Regions from separate parts of the Homo sapiens genome. Here regions 1 and 2 are each linked to region 3. A link is an interaction called in ENCODE POLR2A ChIA-PET data of the cell type or tissue named here. Cell type or tissue: GM12878. All regions are shown on one strand.

What was found. Peaks named below come from ENCODE experiments on the same cell type or tissue, not always from the same donor. Only the 100,000 strongest peaks of a DNase experiment are listed, where the experiment ranks them.
Region 1: POLR2A ChIA-PET joins it to region 3 with 5 read pairs; 2 of 35 experiments call an interaction of 5 or more read pairs at or near these places.
Region 2: POLR2A ChIA-PET joins it to region 3 with 8 read pairs; 14 of 35 experiments call an interaction of 5 or more read pairs at or near these places.

The regions. Positions count from the first base shown.
Region 1 is chr7:92,505,352-92,509,351 of GRCh38, reverse strand. PEX1 (peroxisomal biogenesis factor 1) reads left to right here. Exons shown (of 24, transcript NM_000466.3): 9 at 1-23; 10 at 2,226-2,358; 11 at 3,008-3,104. Among named protein-coding and RNA genes, the nearest start is that of PEX1, 21 kb to the left of the region's middle. In GM12878, no CTCF peak of the experiment used is centred here; no DNase peak of the experiment used is centred here.
Region 2 is chr7:92,828,935-92,832,934 of GRCh38, reverse strand. The region is part of intron 2 of CDK6 (cyclin dependent kinase 6); the gene reads left to right. Among named protein-coding and RNA genes, the nearest start is that of CDK6-AS1, 5.5 kb to the left of the region's middle. RefSeq lists an enhancer at 1-114. In GM12878, no CTCF peak of the experiment used is centred here; no DNase peak of the experiment used is centred here; H3K4me3 peaks cover 3,680 bases; H3K27ac peaks cover 2,494 bases.
Region 3 is chr7:92,721,392-92,725,391 of GRCh38, reverse strand. All of the region lies in intron 4 of CDK6 (cyclin dependent kinase 6), which reads left to right. Among named protein-coding and RNA genes, the nearest start is that of CDK6-AS1, 110 kb to the left of the region's middle. RefSeq lists an enhancer at 957-1,513. In GM12878, no CTCF peak of the experiment used is centred here; no DNase peak of the experiment used is centred here; H3K27ac peaks cover 962 bases.

The sequences.
Region 1 (4,000 bases), 220 kb after region 3:
TTTTTAAAGCTGAGCTCTTTGGGGTAAGAAGTTATGGCCAAACTAGCATGTTAGACATGTTTTTAACACTATATCTGGCAGAGTTTTCAATGTAAATATTAAAGTAGATGTTAATGTCAATAAGTGATCTTAATAATGCATCAGTAGATATTTTTTCAAGGATTGTCTCTATCTTCACGCCTAGCTTATAATTTGCCTTGTCGTCTTTTTTTTTTTCTCTTTATTTTTATGTTTTTATCCATCCCTGGTGGTAGGGGATAACCTTGTCTTCTTCGATAACAAGAAGTCTGAAGCTTATTAGAAATTTTACTTTGAGAATTGATCGATGAGAAGAAAGCAACTAGATATCACGTGGATCATATATGCTTGAATAAAACAATAATTCTTAGAACAAATAAATACATTTTAAAAGTTAAAGCCAAAAACATTAGTTGAATGTTTAAAAATATTTCAAATTAAGTTATTCCTTCACTGTCTTGTATTACTGTAATAATTTGGATTATTTGTGTTTTTCTCAACTTTTAAAACAAATATTTAAAAAATTCCTCTTTTGATTAAGTAGGGCTAGATAAAATATAAAAAATATTTTTTAAACTCCTCTTAATTTCCATATTTCTTATATAATATGAGAATCTCTTATAAACACTACCTCTTAGAAGTCTCCACAGAAGCTTTGGTAGATGTAGTAGTAGGGATTTGATTTCTTAGAATGGTATAATCTGTAAATGTTTTAGTAAAAGGATTAAACGATAAAGTCAAAATGTTTATAGCACAGTGTTTATTAATATAAAATAAAATCTCTTTTTTTTTTTTTGAGATGGACTCTCACTTTGTCACTCAGGCTGGAGTGCAGTGTTGCAATCTCAGCTCATTGCAACCTCCGCCTCCTGGGTTCAAGCAATCCTTCCGCATCAGCCTCCTAAGTAGCTGGGATTACAAGCATGCACCACCACACCTGCCTAATTTTTTGTATTTTTAGTAGAGATGGGGTTTCACCATGTTGGCCAGGCTGGTCTCAAGTGATCCGCCTGCCTCAGCCTCCCAAAGTGCTGGGATTACAGGCGTGAACCACTGTGCCCAGCATAAAGTAAAATCTCTTCAGACTCTCATGTGATCATGTAAAGTGGCAGGCAGTCACAGTCAAGAAGTAGTTTAAAGTTCATGTTTGTAAAATATAATCTACAGATTGATACTGGATTTCATAGGTAATGTTTAAGAGAAAATAAGTTTTTAGTTATCCTCAGTACTTCAAAAGCACCCATTTATGATTATGTTGATTACTAAACTAAATCATTTGGGGGCTAGAGGTGTTTTTTTATGTGTTAAGATTCCTTAAGGAGTTCTATTAGGGCAAAACTTTTAGTAACTGCATATTTTAAAAGTAATAAAACTAATTTTAAAAGCTTGGAGGCTGGGCGCGGTGGCTCACACCTGTAATTCCAGCACTTTGGGAGGCCAAGGCGGGTGGATCACTTGAGGTCAGGAGTTTGAGACGAGCCTGAGCAACATGGTGAAACCTTGTCTCTACTAAAAATACAGAAATTAGCCAGGTGTGGTGGTGGGCACCTGTAATCCCAGCTACTCGGGAGGCTAAGGCAGGAGAATTGCTCGAACTTGGGAGGCAGAGGTTGCAGTGAGCCGAGATCATGCCACTGCACTCCAGCCTGGGTGACAGAGCAAGACTCCGTCTCAAAAAAAAAAAAAAAAAAAAGCTTGAAGTCAGATTCGACATTAATCAGTATACTTTCTCTCAAGTAGGGGACAATTTCTAAGATTTTAGTCTTTTAAAATTTATTAACTAGTCTGAGCATGGTGGCTTGTGTCTATAATCCCAGCACTTTGTGGGGCCGAGGCAGATGGATCACTTGAGCCCAGGAGTTGGAGACTAGCCTGGGCAACATGGCAAAACCCCGTCTCTACAACAAATGCACACACAAAAAACCCAATCAGCTGGGTGTGGTGTTACACTCCTGAAGTCCCAGCTACTCGGGAGGCTGAGGCAGGAGGATCACCTTTGCCAGGGCGTTTGAGGCTGCAGGGAGCTGGGTTCACACCACTGCGCTCCAGCCTGGATGACACAGCAAGCCCCTTTCTCAAAAAAAAAAAGATAAAAAATTAAATTAAATTAATTAACTACACTGGGAAGGCAAAATTCAGCATTTTTTTATAGCTAAATTTTATCCTGCTTCAGTCTTTTATCATGTAACTATGTATATTTTTTACAGAGGAGTGAATTCCTTAGGCGTATCCTCCTTGGAGCACATCACTCACAGCCTCCTGGGACGCCCTTTGTCTCGGCAGCTGATGTCTCTTGTTGCAGGACTTAGGAATGGAGCTCTTTTACTCACAGGAGGAAAGGTAAGTGGTTAAGGTGTGTTCATTTTTCTGTAACATTTAATAACTTTTCATTTATCTTTCTTTGGGTTTTGACCATCTATTATATAGGGTGGGTTTTGACCATCTATTATATAGGGTTTATACGACATATGGAAAGCATTCATTTATTCACTAATATTTCTGTGTGTCTGCTTTTAGGTGTTGGGGGAGTGATGACGAATAAGACTGATGTTCTCCATGCCCTTTTTCTGTGTCAGTTGATACAATTATATGGTTTTTCTTTTTTAGGCTATTAGGTGTTGATAGGGTTGAGTAACTTACAAATGTTGAACCAGCCTTGCATACCTGTGATAAATACCACGTAGTTGTGGTGTATCATTCTTTCTACATTGCTGAGTTTTATCTGCTAATGTTCTGTTGAGCTTTTGTCCATTTAAGTTTGAAAGTGATTAGTTTGCAGTTTTCTGTTTTTGTGTTGTCTTTGTCTGGTTTTGCTATCCGTGTAAATCTGGCCTCATAAAATGAGATGGGAAGTATTCTCTCCTCTTCTTTTGTTTTTTTGGAAGAGGTTGTATAAAATTGAGGCTGAATCTTGGTGGTTGCCACAATGACAGGAACTATTTCTGTGACTGAATATATTGGGAATTCCTATAAAGCAATTATTTTCTAGGGAAGTGGAAAATCAACTTTAGCCAAAGCAATCTGTAAAGAAGCATTTGACAAACTGGATGCCCATGTGGAGAGAGTTGACTGTAAAGCTTTACGAGGTATGAGTATGGTAACACTCTATATAAATCCCTTTTTCATTAGAAAGACAGGAATGTTATACATAATGCTGTCAATCTAATAAATACACATATCATCTAGTCTTTAACTTTTCTGTTTATCATTTAGTCATTAAAATTTCTTTGGCTTTCTAATGTTTTTGATAAAATTTCTAAAACTCTCCATATTTAATGGAGGCCTATTTTTTTTTCTAGCCAGAACTTTTTGTAGACTACATTTCTGGAAGTGCTCACTGACACCACTCTGAAAAATTAGTACTTAGAATATACTCTAATTGGTATAAATGATCTCTGAATTGCTATGGAAAACTGGGAGAATGGTTGCTTCAGGGGAGAGAAAGTAGGAGGCTGTGGACAGCAATGAGGAGAATTACAGTTCACCATATAACACTTTTGTACTTTTAAAGTCCTTAACATTTACATTATTATCTATTCAATTAAAAAATATTGGGAAGATTTTACTTTGAACAGTTAATTTTTCCCCCATGGGTACCGCTGTCATATAGTTCCAACTAATCATGAACTTGTGTATTTCCTGTTCTTTGTAAATTTAAACTTTGTAACTCACCAGGAAGTTTGAAGCCAAATTTGTGTTTCAAATATAGCAACTCCAGGATCTCTAGGCAGATGCATTTGCATTTGATTTTAAATGAATCTTGATCCCTTACTCTCACTTATGTTTTCCCACATCCTACTTTTTTTATTTTGTTGTAAGCCATCTAAAATTCTCAATGGGATGAAACTGGGTATAAATGAATACATGCATACAGGAATTATAGTAGCATATTCCTTTTCTTTTTTCTTTTTTTTTTTTTTTGAGACAGAGTCTTGCTCTGTAGCCCAGGCTGGAGTGCAGTGGTGCGATCTCGGCTCACTAT
Region 2 (4,000 bases), 110 kb before region 3:
GACAGAGCCGCGAGCCAGAGCCGGTGACCTTGCCAGACAGCGAGCCGAAAGACAAGTCAAAAAAACATGACCTGAGCAGGCTTCCCTGCAGCTGTGCAACTTAGAAGCGTTTTCTCCCTGCCCACCCTGAAGGAGGGTCTGGGGGAAGTGGGTGCGTTTTAGGGACAGGATAAGCCAACCTGAGACATGCCCCGCTAGCCCCCGCATATTTTTCGTGGCCATGCCGTTGGGGAATTTTTGAAAGACAGAGTAGGTGAGACTGGAGAATGAGGATGCCGTGTGATAATCAGTGGGAACTTTATGGGTGGAGCCAAGTGTAAATCAGGTTAACAAGATGCAGAAACATCATAATATTTTTGCCAGTCATACTCTCAGTTTCTCTTTATTAAAGTTGCGTAGTAAGAATGACTCCTGGTGGTCTAAGGAGTTTGAGTGCTGATGCCCAATCTCAAACAGCGTCATAAAAATTTCTTCCAAAACTGTTATCCCTGTGTCTGTTTTACTTTATATCTCTGGGCGGACATACTCTTTAGACTAATTCTCCAAAGGGTTAAATGTGAGTCCAAGATGTGGTATGGTTAGATCATAAATGTTCTGCCCATGCTTTTCCCAGATGGATTGTGCGAGTGGGTGGGGAGACAGCAGTTCTTACTCTCTCCTGTGTGGTAACCAGTATTAAATGAAAATGTGTGACTTAGGATAATGGTGTTTTCTTAGTGATCCTGGAATTTCCCCATTGTGTGGTTGACATTGTTTGGTTGTGTCATCCTTTTCTTTTTTAAACAGAGATGCATAGCTTTACATTGAAAAGGAATGCCTAGAAACTTCTGCAAATTGGGTTGTGATTTTACCTTTCTCGATCTTGAGAAAATGTGTAGCAGAAATATCTTTTTTCTCATCCATTTAGGGCTTCTGTTCAACAAATACATGCCTACTGTGTGCGCTGAGGATGAAATGATGTAAATAAGCACAGCTAAATATTTTTGTAAAAAGTCAAACAATTTAACATTAGTCATCAAAGTGGAGAGACCCAAGACTGACCTTTGAAATACCAAACTCTCTACAGACTCAGAGAGACCAAATATCTACAGAATCTTCTTGGGAGGTTTTAACTTGTCTCCTCTTATCCCAGGCTGGTGATTTGTGCGGTGCTTTGTTCCCAACGCAGTTTAGACTCAAGCTAGAAGGCATCAAAGAATCATAAATATATAAATAAGGCAGTAAATGGTTATAAAGTTAAGACCGCATTATACCTCGGCCTAGCTAGTGAAGGAGAATGAGTGTTTTAGAAGATGAGATTATATATAAAAACCTATAGATGACTTTTTTTCATGTGTATTTTATTTGTTAAAAACAACAAAATCCGTTTTTGGGGCTCTTTGTGATATTGGAGGGAAAAGGGGAGGGTATATTTAGCCCCCTGTAACTCAGCTGTCGTCCTAGGGGAATCACCTAATACATCCCGAAGGATGAATTCCACCACTACAATTTTAAGACGGAAGTTCTTGTTTTATTTTGTCTGTTACCTATGGAGTATCCAGTTAAGGGTGCTTATCATGTATATGAATGAATAGTGTCCTTCCAAACGTAGAGGTACTACAGAGGCACCCCTGTATAACACTATTGTTTACAAAGCTTACGCCATTCTTATACCAGAGGCACACTTTCTGCCATTGTGCTTGTAGATTTTGTCTGATCCATCCTATTCTCTTGATTTATCCTCCTGAGATTGATGTGTTTCTAGACGTTTCTAACTGACCCATGACTTGGATTCTGTACTGTGAATTTCAGGAGGATATTCTTATGAACTGAAGACAAAGGCATTGTTTTCTAAAATTATTTTTACGTGTTAAGGTGATGATGGCACCTACCTGTTAAAGTCGTGAGAATAAAATGAGATGGCGTATGTGAAAGCACTTTGTAAATTTGAAAGTACTTCAGATATCTAAAGGATTGTTTGCGTTTCAGCAGATTGATGGTCTCTTGCCATGGAGCAGCTTCACAGGGAGGGGTCAATTCACCTGACCTTTTTTGTAGAACAAATCATATTCAAACCCAGACATTACAGGCTCTGGAACCAAGAAGATCCTTGAGGATAATTAGCCTGTAAGATGTCAGAAAAGACTCTCAGTCACGAGCCATGAAATTCAGTGATACTTGAGGAAATTATTGATGATGTCACCCTCATGAGCTACAGATCTTCATTCCCTTTTTGTTTCCTTCCTGTTTCTTCTCTTCTGCCTCTGCCTTGAAACAACCATTGGTCCCCATGACTTGCTTGGCCAGACTAAGAATTCTGGATTTTAGAGGCTGCGAATATTTGCTCAGACAGGGTCAGGAAATAAGGACAGTTGACAGCAATTCTTTTCTTTCCAAGGGAGAGTTGTCAAAGTTGGGTCCCCAAACCTGTGATTTACTATTGCCCCTGGGATTAGTTTTACAGTCTTAAGCCTGGTTCTTTAATGGTTTCTTAAAAGGGCAGATGCTTTTATAAGTACCTTCAAGTCATAAGTAATTGATCATAATTATAGGCCCTCCCCCACAGATAGTTAAGCCTCTAAGCTAACAGGAGCATAATAAACATATTAGTTTTTTCAAAAGTTTAAGATTTAATTTTGATGGATTTGCCAGAAAAGCTGACTTGTTATTGCTGGCACTGGTACTGCCTGCATGCACAGGGATAATGACTTGAAATTCTTGCTTACCTGCATTTGATGTATCCCAGGCCCTCGCCTGATCAGCCAGTGAGTGTCTGGGAAGTAAATTTACTCTTTTTTTACATTTGGTAATCCCAAATCCTGGAACCTTTGCCAGAATAGGACTTCACTGTGAACCTGTATTGGAGTTTCTGCACTGCACAAATGGATCCTGTTTGAACAGCCTGAACTAAAAACAATAGAGATAAAATTATAGCATGTTTTGTCAGCAGTCTGTTCATTCACCAAATATTTACTGAGGGTCCACTATGTGCCAGACTCTTCTAGAAGGTGGGGATATAGCAATGAACAAGCCTGGAAAAGTCTCCGCACTTGTAGAACTTGCCTTGTAATGAGATGAGCAGTTCTTTCTTCTCTTTAAAAATTTACTCATCTTTGTTTTAATTGCCTTGTTTTGTTATACTTAACCTAACCAGTTTTATAGAACAACTGATATTTCTGATAATTCGGTTACCAGGAATTTCCTGATTGAGTAGGCAACATAACCAAAAGGCTAATCAGAATCAAGTGCTTTTTGAAGATTAAATTTTACCTCCCTAACATAGGGATTGATCTATATGAGATACTGACACATAGCTAATATAAGTGAACATTTGAGCTCCATTTATTCAAAAAGGATTTAGGAAGGGCATATGCTTTAAAAACCATGGGGCTAGGTGCTGGGAAAGATACCAGGGTAAATCATACCTAGCTACTCTCCTGAAGCAGTTCTTCCCATGTTTGAAGGAATAAGATGATCACCATAACCCTGATACATGATAGGATCATGTGCTGTAAGAAAGATACAAGCCAGTGCTTACCTGTATTGTTTCTAGGGATTATATTTATTAGTGTAACAGTAAAAGCAATTCAAATTCAAGTATTGGCTCTGGAAACTAAAAGTCATTACATATCAGTGAATAAACTTGTGATGTTTAAATATTATAATTAGAATAGTCACTGCTTTAAAAACAAAACAAAAAACCCAAAGAAAAGGCTGTAAAGCTTAATGATTATTCAAGGAGAGTTTTCTAATTTTCTCTCTTTTTTAAAGATCTTAGTAATATATTGCATAAAAGGTGAGTAAAAATGTGATTTTCTCTGGAAAACCTAATTGTTAACAGGGTAAAAGAAACATGACATATTTGACTCTGTAAAGCCAGGTCTTCAATTGGATTAGTTCATGAGAATCCTTCTGAATAAAATTGCTATTTGTGTGGTTGAATAATACATTTACTAGGGCTTTTTTCAATAAAAGCAGGAAAAGCAGGAGTTTAATTCTCCTTTTAAATATCAGTATGTTA
Region 3 (4,000 bases):
TCTTAGCCACTGGACAGGAATCAGTTACAAGTTTCCAAATGCTTTCTGCCATAACCACTGTTTTCAGAGCTGTATGTACAATGCCTAGGGAACACACAGCTCAAGGTCAGGGAAGAAAGAGCACGAGCAACGTTGACCTGTCTGCAGCATCATGGTTTTGAGAAACAGAGTGCCTACACAGGTTTGTTAATGCACTCATCTGAAGCTATGGTGCCAGCTGTAAAGAAGAAATCAAATTCACAGTGAACTTGGATGATGCATGAACGTAGAGCACCGCCATGCCAGGTGAAGGCTCATATAACCCTGAATAGAAAGAGCGAACCCAACGGCCCTGTTTTGGCAAAAAATAACAGTTATGATACCCTGTTTCTTTTTGCCATTCAGCTGCAAAACCATAATAGCTATTGACATTGGTTAGCTTCTATTTCTCCATATAGTTCATTATTTCTCAGATGGATTTTTGTGAAATTCTGCACCCCAAATACAAAAAGAGCAGCCTGGAAATAGGTATTAATACCCTTCTCTTTGAAAGACCTGTTTTGCATACAGTAAATTCATGCCTTACGTACAGTAAATTAAATAAATAATATATAGCAAATTAAGTCTTAAGAAAAAGAATTTTAAAAAAGAAAATATCTTTGTATATTCAAAGAAATAAAAAAAAATAATCCGTATTGTCCATCTTTAGCCTCAAAGTGGTTCTCACATCAGGGACAGCATGGCCCTGTTGTTAAGTAATGATTGGCAACATCTTTGGTCATTCTGCACAGCAAAAAATTGTTTCCCTAAATTTCAGTAATACTACAGCTGATAAGTAGAAATTCAAGAGAGGAGTTAGAAATTCTCTGAGACAGATAACTTGCCTTAGGAAAAAATCCAATTTATAAAAGTGTTCCCCACCCCCTGCCCCCAGTCAAAATAGGGGTGCTACCACCTAGACACGTAAGACCAGTTACTTTCCAAACATTATAGACTTTTCCTAGGGCATCAGAACTTTTGATGCAGAGGATTCCTTGGAAAATGTTGCCATTGTTAGAAGATAAATCCTACTCATTTCCTCTTTGCCCAGCATACACCATTGCTTTAGAGGAGAAATGGCACGAGTTGATGTTTAAAAGATAGGCCTCAGCTTTGAGCACGGTCAAGCAAGCCCTTGTATTCTTATGTAATCACACCAGAAAGGGCTGAGTCTGTGTATTTCCCCAGTGGGAAGGGTGAGGTAGGCTTTGAGTTTCCCTAGGAAGTTGTTGCGCATGTTGTTTTGGGGCCCTGGGGAGAAGCTTGAATAGGCTTTGTGATCCAGAGAGTCATCAGGGGAGTAGATGGAAGGAACTTGTCTCCTTGGGTACGTTAATTGAAGGAAGGATAAGCTGTAACTGAGATGGACGCTTTTATTTTAATCCCCCCAAATGGGCACTAATAACCATAAATAAAAACAGGAAACCCAGTTGGTTTGTGTTTGATTTTTTTTTTTTTTTTTTGCTTATTAAATTTGAGCTTGTGCGTAACATCAATTAACATTCCATTCTTGCTGAAAGTTGATATGTTCAAACAGGAAAATGTAGACAAATTATTTCATAGAGGAAAAGGAGAAAGGCAGTCATAAATACACAATTTTTCAGTATCTAGTTTATACTGCATGCTTTATATTTCCTATAGTGACATAAGTAAAACATGTTAGCAGCTGAGAAGGATTCTAAAACAAAAATCAGACTTTATTGGAAAGAGTGACGGTTGGAATTTAATGGTAATAATAAAGGGTATGTTCCTACAGGGTACTGCATTTTAAAATTTCCCCACTCTTTTGTATTTTTCTATTTAAAGGAAATACCCATTTAATATAGTAATGCGTCGATTTATATACACATGGTGACATAAAAACTTGGAATCATAGTTTTTTAGACTGAACTGGTATGTATTTTTAGTGTCTCTTGAAGAGAAAAAGACTACACTCCTCTTCCTGGAAATACACATTTTTTAGTGGGTTATGTCATACAGGAACTGAGAATCAACTTAATTTGTGGAATGTTAAAGGAATTACAAGTTAACTGATTCAAAACTGACATCTTAAAACTATGAGAAATGCTAGTATTTTACTTACCTTGCAAAGCCTGACTCCAGAGGTACCCTTTCTAGTATCCCCTTCAGAAATTAATTTCTTTTTCCTCTCTGTTTCCAGAGTAATATTTTGGGTTTTTTTGTTTGTTTTTGTTTTTGAGACAGAGTTTCACTCTGTTGCCCAGGCTGGAGGGCAGTGGCCCTATCTCAGCTCACTGCAACCTCTGCCCTCCGAGTTCAAGCGATTCTCGTGTCTCAGCCTCCCAAGTAGCTGGGATTACAGGCCACCCCAGGCTAATTTTTGTATTTTTAGTAGAGGCAGGGTTTTGCCATGTTGGCCAGGCTGGTTTTGAACTCCTGACCTCAAGTAATCCGTCCTCCTCAGCCTCCCAAAGTGCTGGGATTACAGGCATAAGCCACTGTGCCCAGCCTATAATACTGTTTTCTGTCTTGTTTTTAGTTATTTGGGAATTTTATTTATCAGGCCATAAGTTCCTCGAAGGCAGATGCTCATCTTATTCAGCCCTAACACACAGTGCCTTGTTTATTTTGATAGGCACTCAGGAAATATTTTTCAGTGAATAAATTGACAAATGCTGACTTGCAGATATAAGCAGTTGAGTCATAACAGGAATAGAGAAGGAGCTATGTTATACATTTAATGGTCTCATTTGATGTGTGTCAATATTCCTCATAGCTACCTGGTAATATTAAGCTGAAGGACTTACTCCATATACCTTAAAATGGCTGAGTCCATTTTGCACCCTAGTCCTGATTGATTTATTGGCAGCACATATCTGTGTTCAAAATCATGAAAGCTATTAATACATGCTGTAGCTCAATCTCAAGTTAGGAGTGAAAAGTTGACGCAAACCCAAGTTCACAGTCTGTGTATTGTTTTTATCATAATCCTTTCTACTGCCTCAGGAACAAATTACATATATGAATTGAACTTCCTGTCCTGAACAGAAAGCTGTAGAGATAGAGGAATGTAGCATTATTGTAATTTTACTTATTTGAAGACTTTCTTTAGCCCCTTGTGTTTTGTTATTAAAGCAAGTTTTAGAAGAGGAGTCATATTCTTCTAAGATAATTAACATCCTCTAAATGAAAGAATGGGTGAATTACTAGACAACTTTTACTATCTATGTTAATATATATATATTTACATAATAAATGATATTTCTATTTGAACAATTATAAAAGCTTGTATTATTAGCTTCTTTCTGAAAACTTCAAAATGTTCTTACATATAGAACTTTGAGGGAGCAGTTAACAGTATTTATTTTCATTTTAAGTTCATGATCACCTGACAGATCCTGAAGTACTACTTCTCCTTAATTTCTGAGCCAGTATGCTCTATGCCAGTATTCAAGACAAGGCATCTTTTGGATTAATTGAGAAATTAGTTGTTCTAGACAGGTAAGCTTTCCAGGCATCTTAAGGTATAACCCTTTATATTATGATCTTTATTATTTTATTTTTCTAGTGAAAACAAGTTTCTTGTTAAGAAACACGAGTTTCATAAGTAGAATATACTTCATATGTTGGCCTTTGGTAGAAATTAATTTAGGACAGTAGCCTGGACCATAGTTGTAGCTGTAGGTGGTATGCAACATCGGGCTGAATGACTTATCTTGTCCTCATCTGATAAATTGAGGACTAATCAAAGAGTTAAATGTCTTTTGCCTAACTTTGCCAGGCTGCCTCCAACATGACATTCTGGTGTCTTTATGGGGTATTGGGTTCTTGCTGCTCAATATAGTGTCTTGTATGCACATGTACCCATACAGAGTATTATACCTTTTTCTTTAAAGGTTGTAGAATTAAGATGTGGATGGTAACAGTGTTTGCCTTGGTCCTAGGCAAGAGGGGCCCCTGACCTGGATCTCATGCTTTAGAGAAGCCTACACTGGCCCTACTCCAGCCTTGTCTCCCTTCA